Linked DNA regions of Homo sapiens: regions 1 and 3 are each linked to region 2. Evidence: chromatin contacts called from ENCODE Hi-C or POLR2A ChIA-PET data. All regions are on one chromosome and are shown on one strand. The core of a region is the stretch at or near the end of the contact, and the rest is flanking DNA. Distances in the headings are between cores, read along the strand shown. Region 1 holds the start of IFT70A (intraflagellar transport 70A). Region 2 holds the start of RBM45 (RNA binding motif protein 45). Region 3 overlaps PDE11A (phosphodiesterase 11A).

The links. A loop is a pair of places that touch in the nucleus more often than their neighbours do. ChIA-PET counts read pairs that join two places held with the same protein, here RNA polymerase II (POLR2A). Pooled maps may share reads with other maps.
Region 1: a map of CD8-positive, alpha-beta T cell shows a loop between it and region 2 (13-fold over the local background). The contact joins the promoter of IFT70A here to the promoter of RBM45 in region 2. A Hi-C loop is called at or near these places in 3 of 168 maps with a recorded cell type or tissue (CD4-positive, alpha-beta T cell and CD8-positive, alpha-beta T cell), 1 of 37 single-sample maps with no recorded cell type and 8 of 50 pooled maps. POLR2A ChIA-PET finds 5 or more read pairs at or near these places in 1 of 52 experiments (T-cell).
Region 3: a pooled map shows a loop between it and region 2 (2.4-fold over the local background). The contact joins the enhancer-like site here to the promoter of RBM45 in region 2. A Hi-C loop is called at or near these places in 4 of 168 maps with a recorded cell type or tissue (MCF 10A, heart left ventricle, naive thymus-derived CD4-positive, alpha-beta T cell and 1 more) and 16 of 50 pooled maps.

The regions. Positions count from the first base shown.
Region 1 is chr2:177,617,009-177,621,190 of GRCh38, reverse strand. IFT70A (intraflagellar transport 70A) reads left to right here and starts at 2,449. Exons shown (of 1, transcript NM_152275.4): 1 at 2,449-4,182. The coding sequence starts at 2,490. It overlaps IFT70A-AS1 (IFT70A antisense RNA 1), which reads right to left. Exons shown (of 3, transcript NR_198966.1): 2 at 3,671-3,890; 3 at 1,953-2,903. RefSeq lists an enhancer at 2,147-2,376.
Region 2 is chr2:178,110,789-178,115,201 of GRCh38, reverse strand. RBM45 (RNA binding motif protein 45) reads right to left here and starts at 2,765. Exons shown (of 10, transcript NM_152945.4): 1 at 2,356-2,765. The coding sequence starts at 2,655. RefSeq lists an enhancer at 2,560-2,729.
Region 3 is chr2:177,781,587-177,785,792 of GRCh38, reverse strand. All of the region lies in intron 9 of PDE11A (phosphodiesterase 11A), which reads left to right. Among named protein-coding and RNA genes, the nearest start is that of PDE11A-AS1, 110 kb to the right of the region's middle. RefSeq lists an enhancer at 1,605-1,654. Within about 2 kb of position 1,577, at least 4 of the 41 ENCODE cell types and tissues checked have a DNase peak (open chromatin) inside an H3K27ac peak, as active enhancers do.

The DNA.
Region 1 (4,182 bases), core at 1,200-3,699, 490 kb after region 2:
ACACAAAGAGGAGAACCCCAACTGAATCCTGGTAGGGATCCCAGAAATTTGGAGGAGAATATAGTCCTTTTATTTTCATACATTTTCAAGAAGCCATTTGAAGATGATGTAAATACAACTCTGCAAAACAGAGAGAAAGACTAATGAAGGGCAATTTCCCATTCCCATGTTGTCATCTCACCTTAATTTAATAGCAAATTACCTAAGGTAACAGTACATATATAAGAATTTTAAAATACTGAGCCTTGCGAGGCACAGTGGCTCACACCTGTAATCCCAGCACTTTGGAAGGCCAAAGTGGGAGGGTTGCTTGAGGCCAGGAGTTCGAGATGAGCCTGGGCAACATGGTGAGACCCTATCTCCATTAAAACATTTTTTAAAAAAGATTAGCCAGGCATGGTTGTGCACCTGTAGTCCCAGCTACTCAGGAGGCTGAAGCATGAGGATCACTTAAGCCCAGGAGTTCAAGGCTGCAGTGAACTATGATCATGCCACTGCATGTCAGCCTGAGCAACAGAACAAAGCCCTGTCTCTAAAAAATAAATAAATAAAATACTGAGCCTAAATTCCCAAGGGAGAACCATCAGGCAGCCTGCTGTAAAGAAGTCGATGCACCCCTTCCCCCAATTTATTACTGAGCAGTATCCTCTACCCATGTACCTCCTTGGGCTTAAGACTCTAAAAGGGTGCACCAAGAGATCAGATTGAAAGAAGCCTCAGAATAGAGTTATAGTAATATTCCACAGTTGCTTTCTGTGGGGTCTTAGGTGAGCCAAAGTCCCATTCAATCCTGAAATGGGTGCAGTTTCCCTTTCTTGGAATTGATGCACTGGGAAGCTCCTTGTCTAGTTCCAGCCAAAAAGACCCAACTCTGCCAATTCCTGGCAAGGGAGAAGACTGAGTAAGTACATAAAGTCAGTCATATGATGATATGAGCAATCACACACCTACTAAAAATCTCCTTCCAGTGATACTGGGTAAATACGAACTACACAACTCCAGTAGTCACATCTGCTCACAGCTGGAATCAAGGCCTAGAAGTTCAAAGTTTACTAACTACACAAAGTTAGTTCATTGTTTTAATGGAGAAACAAAGACAATAATATTCCTTATACACACTTAGCACCAAACAATGGGCCCTTACAAACTCACGTACATGAGATACATGGATTGGGTTATTCATCAGTCACTATTTCCTATTGAAATTGGTTATTGGATATCATGGTTCAGCCCCTACCTACCTAGATGTGGCTTTAAACAAACTATTAATTTAATAGTTTGATTTAATTAATGTAATACTTAAATCTTTAAACCTTTCTAGCCCACAGACTTCTTAAACTACAATATGCAGAATGCAGGCTGCTTATTCAAATTAGAAATACTATATGTAAACAGTCTCTAATAGAGGTGCTATATGATATGGTTGACATCGTTATCAACCGTATGATAGCTGTGAAGTTTATATACAGAAAAGATTTATGGGCAGTAACACTATTATGGATGCATACAAAGGATTTGCAGTAATTATGTAGCAAACAACACACTTTTACTTGGATTAGGTTTATATTAGGTGCTAGAGAGACCAATGGATATCATGGGAGATGACAAAAGATACTGATTTCTTATTGGCAGAGACAGTTGGAGGACCACAGCAATGGATACAACCAAGTGTAAACGCCAACATATACTCAGTAATTTTTTTTTTGTCATGGAAAAGGAGAGATACTGCGATCAAAAACAGATCCTCTCCCAGTACCAATTAAGATTCACAGCACTTTTTCCTTATTAACCTCTGGAAACCACCAAAATAAGAAGGATTTCTGTTTGCTGCTGTATTCTGTTCTTACAAACTGTGCCCTCGGGGTAGCATAAGAACCTGCTCTAATTCCAAGGGAATTCAAGGAGTTAACTCCCTTTTGCCATCCCGCTCCTTTTATTAAAAGGTCCTTTTATTGTACTGACGATCTCTACTTTATTAAAAGTAAGCCAAACGCCAGCATTAGTATAGACCACACCAATGCACAAGGCTCAAAATCGCCAGAACATGGTGCCGGAAATCTTCCTCCGATTCGCTAGAGACCGAGGTGGCACAACAGACACAGAGAGTGCCCCTCATCTTTAGGGGGCAGGGAAGGCGAGTGACCGTGCGTCCACACGGGCCGCGAGTCGGGTCGGTGCAACAGGGACTACGCCTCCCAGCATGCAGTGCGGCCACGCCTGCGCAGCGGCGCCACAGGAACGATGCATGCCGGGACCGGGAAGATTCAGTCTCTGAACGGCCCGGAGTAGTCGTCTTTCCCCTTCTGACTGCCGCCACGCTGCAGTCCAGAATATTTGAAGATCAAACCGAACTTGAGAGACTAACGAGAACGGTCCCTTTTTATTCCTAACAGATTCCTTCCGTGGCAAAGTAACCCGTCGTCTTCCGTTTCCGGTTGCCCGGTTGCCCTGTTGCCGTGGTAACCGCACGCATAACAGCCGTGGTGGTTATGGCTGGTCTGAGCGGCGCGCAGATCCCCGACGGGGAGTTTACCGCGCTAGTGTACCGGCTCATCCGCGATGCCCGCTACGCCGAGGCGGTGCAGCTGCTGGGCCGAGAACTGCAGCGGAGCCCCAGGAGCCGTGCCGGCCTGTCGCTGCTAGGCTACTGCTACTACCGCCTGCAGGAGTTCGCGCTGGCGGCCGAGTGCTATGAGCAGCTGGGCCAGCTGCACCCGGAACTGGAGCAGTACCGCCTGTACCAGGCCCAGGCCCTGTACAAGGCCTGCCTTTATCCGGAGGCCACTCGGGTCGCCTTCCTTCTCCTGGATAACCCCGCCTACCACAGCCGGGTCCTCCGCCTGCAAGCTGCCATCAAGTATAGCGAGGGCGATCTGCCAGGGTCCAGGAGCCTGGTGGAGCAGCTGCTGAGTGGGGAAGGGGGAGAAGAAAGTGGAGGCGACAATGAGACCGATGGCCAGGTCAACCTGGGTTGTTTGCTCTACAAGGAGGGACAGTATGAAGCTGCATGCTCCAAGTTTTCTGCCACACTGCAGGCCTCGGGCTACCAGCCTGACCTTTCCTACAACCTGGCTTTGGCCTATTACAGCAGCCGACAGTATGCCTCAGCACTGAAGCATATCGCTGAGATTATTGAGCGTGGCATCCGCCAGCATCCTGAGCTAGGTGTGGGCATGACCACCGAGGGCTTTGATGTTCGCAGTGTTGGCAACACCTTAGTTCTCCATCAGACTGCTCTGGTGGAAGCCTTCAACCTTAAGGCAGCCATAGAATACCAACTGAGAAACTATGAGGTAGCTCAAGAAACCCTCACCGACATGCCACCCAGGGCAGAGGAAGAGTTGGACCCTGTGACCCTGCACAACCAGGCACTAATGAACATGGATGCCAGGCCTACAGAAGGGTTTGAAAAGCTACAGTTTTTGCTCCAACAGAATCCCTTTCCTCCAGAGACTTTTGGCAACCTGTTGCTGCTCTACTGTAAATATGAGTATTTTGACCTGGCAGCAGATGTCCTGGCAGAAAATGCCCATTTGACGTATAAGTTCCTCACACCCTATCTCTATGACTTCTTAGATGCCCTGATCACTTGCCAGACAGCTCCTGAAGAGGCTTTCATTAAGCTTGATGGGCTAGCAGGGATGCTGACTGAGCAGCTTCGGAGACTCACCAAGCAAGTACAGGAAGCAAGACACAACAGAGATGATGAAGCTATCAAAAAGGCAGTGAATGAATATGATGAAACCATGGAGAAATACATTCCTGTGTTGATGGCTCAGGCAAAAATCTACTGGAATCTTGAAAATTATCCAATGGTGGAAAAGGTCTTCCGCAAATCTGTGGAATTCTGTAACGACCATGATGTGTGGAAGTTGAATGTGGCTCATGTTCTGTTCATGCAGGAAAACAAATACAAAGAAGCCATTGGTTTCTATGAACCCATAGTCAAGAAGCATTATGATAACATCCTGAATGTCAGTGCTATTGTACTGGCTAATCTCTGTGTTTCCTATATTATGACAAGTCAAAATGAAGAAGCAGAGGAGTTGATGAGGAAGATTGAAAAGGAGGAAGAGCAGCTCTCTTATGATGACCCAAATCGGAAAATGTACCATCTCTGCATTGTGAATTTGGTGATAGGAACTCTTTATTGTGCCAAAGGAAACTATGAGTTTGGTATTT
Region 2 (4,413 bases), core at 1,516-4,015:
ACTGAGTGTTCATAGGCTCTAGATAAGAAGCATTCTTGCAAAACTACAGCCAAGATTTTTTTCTTCTGTTTTCTAGGTTTCCCCCTTTCCGCCAGATAACATAGTTGGTCACAGAATAACTTTTACTTGGACAATCTTTTCTGGCTGAGGGCTGGTAAGATAATATTGTTGTCTTACAGATCCTCTGAAACTTTGTAAAAGCAAAGTACAATAGAAATATTGAAGCTGAATTAATTTAACTGGAAATGCTGAAAACAACCCAAGAGTGTTCCAGTTGAAGATGGCTCAAGCTGCAGCTGCTGAATGAAACTAGTCTGTTAGGGTGTGGTGGCTCACAACTGTAATGGGAGGATGAAACGGGAGGCTCACTTGAGTCCAGGAGCTTGAGACCTGCTTAGGCAACATAGTGAGACCCTGTCTCTAAGAAAAATAAAAAAAATAAGCTGGGCATGGTGGTGCACATCTGTAGTCCCAGCTACTCGAGAGGGAGGATGAGGCAAGAGGATTGCTTGAGTCTGGGAGGTGGAGGCTACAGTGAGCTGTGATCAAGAAGCCACTGCACTCTAGCCTGGGTGACAGAGTGAGATTCTGTCTCAAAAAAAGAAAAAGAAACAGAAACTAGACTGTCTAGCTAGGTACTACAGTGAAACAACCTTCTGGCTAAAACTGAATAGTCAAAAATGTGACAAAGAAAATAGTAAAGTTTATTTCTTTTTGGGAACAAGATCTTTAATTTCTCTGAGGCTAAAAGAGAGGGTACATTTCGGTGTTGGGCCTTTAATTTCTCTTATAGAAATTTATCAGGGGAAGGTGGTCCATCAATTTCAAATATGGGACAGTTTTTTGGGCTGCCCACAAGGGCTCTGTGGCCATGTTACACTCAAAATATAAAAATCCTCTCCACTAAGGTCATAATTGGACAGCGATAAAATTCATTAGTCTAGTACAGGGGTCAGCAAACCACAGCTCCATTTTTGGTATAGCCCATGATGTAATAATTGTTTTTACAGTTTTTAAGGACTGTAAAAACAGACAAGGTTATGTGACAGAGACTGTATGTGGCCTGCAAAGCCTAAAATATTTACTAGTCAGCCCTTTACAGAAAAAGTTTGCCAATTCCTGATCCTGTATGCTGTGGCCCTACAATTAATTTTGTTGCTGTCACTCTGACACACTTCAGAGGGTTGGAGAAGTGGGAGGAAGGGACTGTTTACTGTGTTGTTGGTAGAGTCCCAGGCTCCTTCTCTTTGGTGGATGGAGCAAGACCTCCAGAGACTGAAATATCTCTGAGCCCTTTATTTACATAAATCCATATTAATACCATTCTCAGTTTGGAAAACAATTTTTTAAAAAATTGAGAAAATATTTTTGTGCAAAGTACCAACAGAATAACATACACAGCAACTATTTACATGGGGCAGACGAAGGCTACAATTTAAGCAATTGCCAGATTCTCAGGATTGAGTCCTGATTTGAGATCACAGGGAGTAAGCTGTGACATCTTGGCTACTACTGATCAATAACAAGGACATTATTGAGGGCTTACCCTGTGTGAGGCACTGTGCTGACAGCACATATTATGTCAAATAACCCTCAAAATGATCCTTCCTGCCATGTGTCATTATCACAATGATTTGGCTCTTCTTAAGGCAGTTTACTTTGGTCTGCTTTCAAAGAAAAGTTGCAGTAACAGAAAGGGTCAAGAACCAAATGTATGCTATTAACACTTTCAGAAACAGAGCTCATTCAAAACAATTTTCCAAAATAACAAAATGTGAAGAATATGTAACAGTGACCGTTTTAAACACCTGCACTTATTCTTTCTGTACATGTATTCTTTCGCCTGGTACTAGGAAAACGTCCAACACCAGAGGTCCCTCCCCAGTTTAAAGTACTTCTGTCAAGTTGTTAACGCCTCATCTGTACCTGAGGAAAAGTAGAGTTTTTCCGTTTTTTATATATGGAAATCTGGGCATCTGAGAGAGGAAGGTCAGAAAAGTACTCAAAGTAGGCTAGGACGAGTTTGGCAGTGAACTCAAGAGCTGGTGGATTAGTGAGGGCGAGGGAGAGGGGAAGCCCAGCCACTGCTGTTCTGTCACCCGGTGGCCGCGGCTGCCGGGTCCGCTCTCGTGGGGCAAACACTCCGCATCCCGTCCCCTTCCCTGCAACCCGGCGCAGCTTCGTGGGAGGGGAGCCTCTCCTCAAAGCAGCCCCTGTCCCCAAGCCAGGTGCTGTCTGGTCAGCTGCCGGGAACGGATGTTCCACTCCTCCCTCACCCCGGCAGAGCAGCAGGTGAAGGGAGGTCCAAGAGGCCCACTCCTTCCCCCGAGGGCACCCCGACCCGGGCACCCGCACCTTGATGGGCTTGGTGTCGTTGGGGCCGAGGCACTGGCCATGCATCTCCTCCATGGCCCTGCAGGCCTGTGAGCTGCGGGCGAACTTGACGAAAGCAATGCCCTTGGACTCCTTGGTGTGCTTGTCCCGCACCACCCAGATGTCCTGGATGTCGCCAAAAGGCGAGAAGCGCTCCCTCAGCACCGACTCAGGTGTGTACTTGCTGATCACAAGGAAGATGCGGCTGTTGGGCGGTTCGTCCAGGCTGTCCACGCCCGGGCGGAAGCCCCCGCCGCTCGCAGAGCTGCCAGCTTCGTCCATGGTGCTCCACCCGAATGCAGGAGCCTCACTGCTCTTTGCTTCTGCGGTGTCTGCCACCGCTGCTGTCTCACACCCAAGCCTTTGCCGGCTCGGTGCTCCGCTTCCGGGAGAAAGAGGAGTCCGGCGCCAGGCGCTGTCCAGCCGCGCAGGATGAGGCCTTCCGGGGAGCGGCCTGCAGCGCCCCCTGGCGACGCGGGGGACCCTGACCCAGTCTAAGTCTCAAATCCTCAAATCCAGCTGAGCCTAGGCCCAAGTTATCAGTTGTGCAATCGTTCCCTGCAGGCAGAACAGCGCTGCCTAATGCACAGGCTTTCCCAACGCTGGCTTTACCCCACCCCTAAGGCCAAGGATTCTTTCCAGTGTTAAAGAAAAAATTATTCATGACACTCGTTAGAGATGGTACAGGAAGGCCGACTTTGACAAAGGGAGCCATGGAGATAGGTCCAGGGACAGCTGCAATGGGGTCTTGCAGTGGGAGAGAGAGATTGGACTGAATTTTGACTCTAATAAGGACAAATTTCTAACCAAGAAGCTTGGTGGGAGGTCAGTGGATGGAAAATTACAAAGAGGGAACATCAGTGTTAAGGAGGATTCTGGCTAAACCAACTTGACAGGATAGTTGCTGAAGGCAGGCCAGGGTGATTGATATCCATGGTAGTCAGACACCAAGAATGAGGATTTTCACTACACTGATTCAGCAGGATTCTTGCTCAAATTGGATTCTACAAGGACAGAAAGCCCAAGATCAAGCCTAGTCAAGCAGAGGACTCAAAGGAGCCTAACTAAGTTTTGGTCAAAGTGGAGAGTTGTCACCATCTTGGTCATAAGCTCAATAGATGATCAATATAGGACAGAGTTCAAACTATATAGCATTAGAGTTGGAAGGAAGCTTTGAGATCATTCAATTTCAGCGTCATTTGTTAGAGATGAGGAAACTGAGGCCTATAGCATAGCCAAAGTAATAGAGATAAAAAGTACGACTAAAACCAGAACTAACTTGGCCAGGCGCAGTGGCTCACGTCTGTGATCCCAGCACTTTGGGAGGCCGAGGCGGGCGGATCACGAGGTCAGGAGATCGAGACCATCCTGGCTAACACGGTGAAACCCCGTCTCTACCAAAAAAATACAAAAAAATTAGTTTGGCGTGGTGGCGGGCACCTGTAGTCCCAGCTACTCAGGAGGCTGAGGCAGGAGAATGGTGTGAACCCAGGAGGCACAGCTTGCAGTGAGCAGAGTTTGCACCACTGCACTCCAGCCTGGGGGATAGAGCGAGACTCCACCTCAAACAACAACAACAACAACAAAAAACCCAGAACTAACTCCATCTGTTGATTTACTCAACTTCTACAAGCAACCCTGGGGTTGGAGGGCAGTGAGGGTGGACTGCTCAGCTGTGGAACTAAGAGAAATCATAGAGTGCAAGCAAAGTGGGAAATGCCTTCTTGTTAACAAGCCTTAGAGGAGAGGTCAGAAACCCAGTAGAAATCCAGAAACAAGGCCTGGATTTAGCAGTGGCATTGGAATGAAGTGAAAGGAATAAACCCCTAAGTAGACCGAGGGCGGAGTTCTTCAAATGAACAAGTTCTGGATGCTAAGACCTAGGTTGCTATGAAGTCAACCAGATAAATACTTATTGTACTCCAACTGTGTGCCAGGCTCTATGCCAGGAGCTAGATATATAATGAGGAACAGGAAAGACATGTCCCGAGGGCTTGTTTTCCCCCACTGTGGAAATCTTACATGTAAATATATAATGCA
Region 3 (4,206 bases), core at 328-2,827, 330 kb after region 2:
CTGTGCTAGCAATCAGCGAGACTCCATGGGCATAGGACCCTCCGAGCCATGTGTGGGATATAATCTCCTGGTGCGCCGTTTTTTAAGCCCGTCGGAAAAGCGCAGTATTAGGGTGGGAGTGACCCGATTTTCCAGGTGCCGTCTGTCACCCCTTTCTTTGACTAGGAAAGGGAACTCCCTGACCCCTTGTGCTTCCCGAGTGAGGCAATGCCTCGCCCTACTTCGGCTCATGCATGGTGCACTGCACCTACTGTCCTGCACCCACTGTCTGGCACTCCCTAGTGAGATGAACCCGGTACCTCAGATGGAAATGCAGAAATCACCCGTCTTCTGCGTCGCTCATGCTGGGAGCTGTAGACTGGAGCTGTTCCTATTCGGCCATCTTGGCTGCCCTCCCAGAATTGTCTTTAAACGCTATTCTAACATAACTTGCTATTTGATTGCCCAAACCATTGTGGTTACCATCAGTGCTCATCATCAGTTTTTTTTCTGGTTCTCTCCTATCTGGGCCCATGATCATATTACACTGCCTCACTTCCTTGAAATCAGGTGGAGTGCTGTAACTTGCTCTGGCCAGTGAAATATGATTGAAAAGTGCATATATTTCTCACCTTTTACTGATGAGGAAACTGAGACATAGGTTATATAATTAGGCCAAGGTTACAGGTCTAGTGAGCCAGGATTGTGAGCTCAGCAGTCTGACACAAAGCCCCTATGCTCAAAGACCAAACTATACTGGCCCCCCATTGTTGGCACACTAAGCATTGACAAATTAAGAAAACAAAGTTTTACTAAATGAAAGGAAACAGCCTGTCTTAAGAATTGCTGTAGGTAATCTATACAGCAGTTAATCCGTATAAACAGATTAAATCCTACCACTGACCCCTGCAAATAGGGAGAGAACAAGTTCAGACTACAAGCCTAGGGCAATTCATAGCATGAATTCTGATTTCTGTGCTCAAAACTATGTAGTAGAGTTGACTTACATGATTATAATTTTAAGCTGGATCTTAATCAGATTGCTTTCATAAGCCAAAGATGTCACAGGGCAAACCTCAAAATTGGAACTCAGCTTGGGAGGTCACATGGGTTCTTGGCTTGTGCAGGAAAGAATTCAAGAGCCAGCAATAAAGTATAAAGTGATAGAGTAAAGTGAAAGCCAGCAGTAAAGTGACAGAGTAAAGTGAAAGCAACTTTATTAACTAAAGGAATAAAAGGGTGGCTACCCCATAGGCAGATAGCAGCATGGGCTGCTTGACTGACTATACTTATGGTTATTTTTTGATTATGTGCTAAACAAGGAGTAGATTATTCATGAGTTTTCTGGGAAAGCAGCTGAGAGTTCCCAGAATTGAGGGATCCTCTCCCGTTTAGATCATATAGGGTAGTTTCAGGACAATGCCACGGCATTTGTAACTGTAATTGTAATTGTAAACTGTTATGATGTTGGTGGAGTTTCCATTGGTATGCTAATATATTATAATTAGTGTATAATGAGCACTGAGAATGACCAGAGGTTGTTTTCATAGCCATCTTGGTTTTGGCAGGTTTTGGCAGACTTCTTTACCACATCCTGTTTTATCAGCAGTCTTTGTGGTCTGTATCTTGTGAAACAAGTCCTGCTGAATTCCTTTTTCATCTCTCCTCAGAGACTGTGCACTCTTCCTTAATCCTAAAAGGTTGTAGAGGGACAGAGGTTTCATCTTCTGTAACTGCTTCATCCTGAACAGGAGCTGTCATCTCTATCTGATCTGGAGGCATAGAAATCTCTCACTACCTTATCTAATGATTTATAGGGACTCAGTCCTTCCTGCAGTGGCACAGGCTGGAACCCTTGAGTCAATTATCATGTTTGTCTGGAACTTTGGTAGCCTGGAAGATATAAACTTTACCCATCTGAATACCTGTTGAATATAACAAATAATTTTTTAAATGAAATAGCACCTAGTGATAATTAATAAAATGCTTAACCCCAGTTTAACAATGCTTATAGGAAGAGATCAATGCCATTTGAAATCTAAGTGAATAGGCTGGAAAACCAGTACCCTTTTGTCTGAAATACAAAGCCAAACAGATTTTCAATAAGAGGCGTTTTTGTGGAAACAGAATAAAAACAAAGGTTAATTTTGGGCAAAATCTATCCAGATGTTAGACTTAAAGCATCTTTAGTTACAGAAGAGTAATGCAGTGGCAATCTGACTCATTTTTCTTGCCTATATTGCAAGGAATAAGCTTTAGCTTGCAGGGCCTCAGGAAAAAAGGTAGTAGTAATTTTAATGAGCTTAATAGAAAAAATGGAAGACAAATATGAAAATGTTAGTTTGGGTACTTGTTGCTCAGAAAGAATTTAGAAATCAGTCCAAATTCCAGGGGGAAAAAAACCACCTCAAAAACATGGACAAGACTAGAATCTAACCACTGAGCTAATAAATAACTTAAGACACATATGAGAACTTCTGAAGTATAACAAGGTGAATGAAATGTTATCTAACCATAGGCCCCAGCATTCCTCACTAAGACTAAGGAAGGAGTTGTATGGGAAAATCCTTGACAAGCCCTCTTGATATTGTACAGATTATGAGGGAATGAATATTGACTGCCTCTAGTAATCAGAGGATGTGGGAAATGATTCTGTATGAGAAATGAAGAGAATTGTGTTATTATACATTTGAATATAGGGAGGGGGAAAAGAGAAAAAGAGAAAGTTACATTGGAGAGAAGCCAGAAATATGAGTAAAGGCTGAGACTGTACGAGATTAATGGTCAGTGAAATGCCCCATTGGTGGCAGGGGCAAAATCTATTTTGAGAATGGTGGAGCTGATACTTCATGAGAGGGTGCTTGTTTGTTTGTTTGTTTGTTTGTTTGTTTTGATGCAACTTCATAATTTGTCTTTTCAGAAAGCAAGTGGAGAGGGGAGAGATAGAGAAAGAAGGAAGGGAAGGATGGAGGAAGGAAAGAAAGAAAAGAAAGGGAGAGAAAGAGAAGAAAAAGGAGGGAGAAAGAGAAAGGAAGGAAGTAGGGAAGAAGGGAAGAGGGAAGGAAGGAAGCAAAAAAGAAAGAACCTTCTTCACATTATACTAAATTTATGAATTCTTGATGTGAGTGGATTTTTTTGGTGTGGAAATTGAGGAGGGAGCTGAATTTCACATTTAGTGTGATGATTATATAACAGATACAGCACAAGAATACATAAGAACTCAAAGGCCAAGATGAGAATATAAACCTGCCAAGAATATGTAGACATTTTGAAAAAGGCTTTGAATTTCCATAGTATTTCATGAGTTTAGGGGTTCACGTTGATCTTACCTAGATTTTGAAAGACAAGGAAGCTTCAGTTGACACCTGATTACAGAAATCTTTGGATGGCATAGGGTGGCAAGTCCCAGTTGAATGTTGATAATGTTTTGTTTATTTATTGCTTTTTAACCACTTTTTGGCAACTTAATGGTTTAAACACAAACCCCACATAGAGTCAAAGGGAAGGGACATAGACCCCACCTCTCATAGAAATAGTGTCAAAGAATGTGTGGTCATCTTAATTCACCAGATAATAATTTGGATGTAGTTGCAAAGTACCTGTTAAATTTCAAGATTTATATAATACAAGATATGTTATCCTCTGGCAAGGGCACAGGTACCAATATTTAGAGGGAAAGATAGTTTGGGAAACTGCCAAATGAATGTCAGTGTTGTCATTATGTACTAGCTAATGAATAGTATTTAGCCTTATGAATGCATCTTAATGGCTTGCATTTAAAAATTAGATTGAGATTTAAAGTGTGGTTACTAAAATTAACATTTTAATCTGGGTAATGACATAGAATGATTACATTAAACCTTTGATTTGGGTGAAAAAATGGTGAATGAATTTCTCATCCCAAGTTGAGGGCCCACTCAAACCACTGGAGAGTTGGCTTCATACCTTTGGATAAAACAAAAGCAAAAACGGCATATCTCTTTGGTCAAGAAGTTTAATTAAAAGAGAATTCAGCTGGACATGGTGGCTCACACTTGTAATCCCAGCACTTTGGGAGGCAGAGGCGGGCAGATCACCTGAGGTCAGAAGTTCAAGACCAGCCTGGCCAACATGGCGAAACCCCTTCTCTACTAAAACTACAAAAATCAGCTGGGTGTGGTGGCACGCACCTGTAGTCCCAGCTACTTGGAGGCTGAGTCAGGAGAATCTCTTGAACCCAGCAGATGG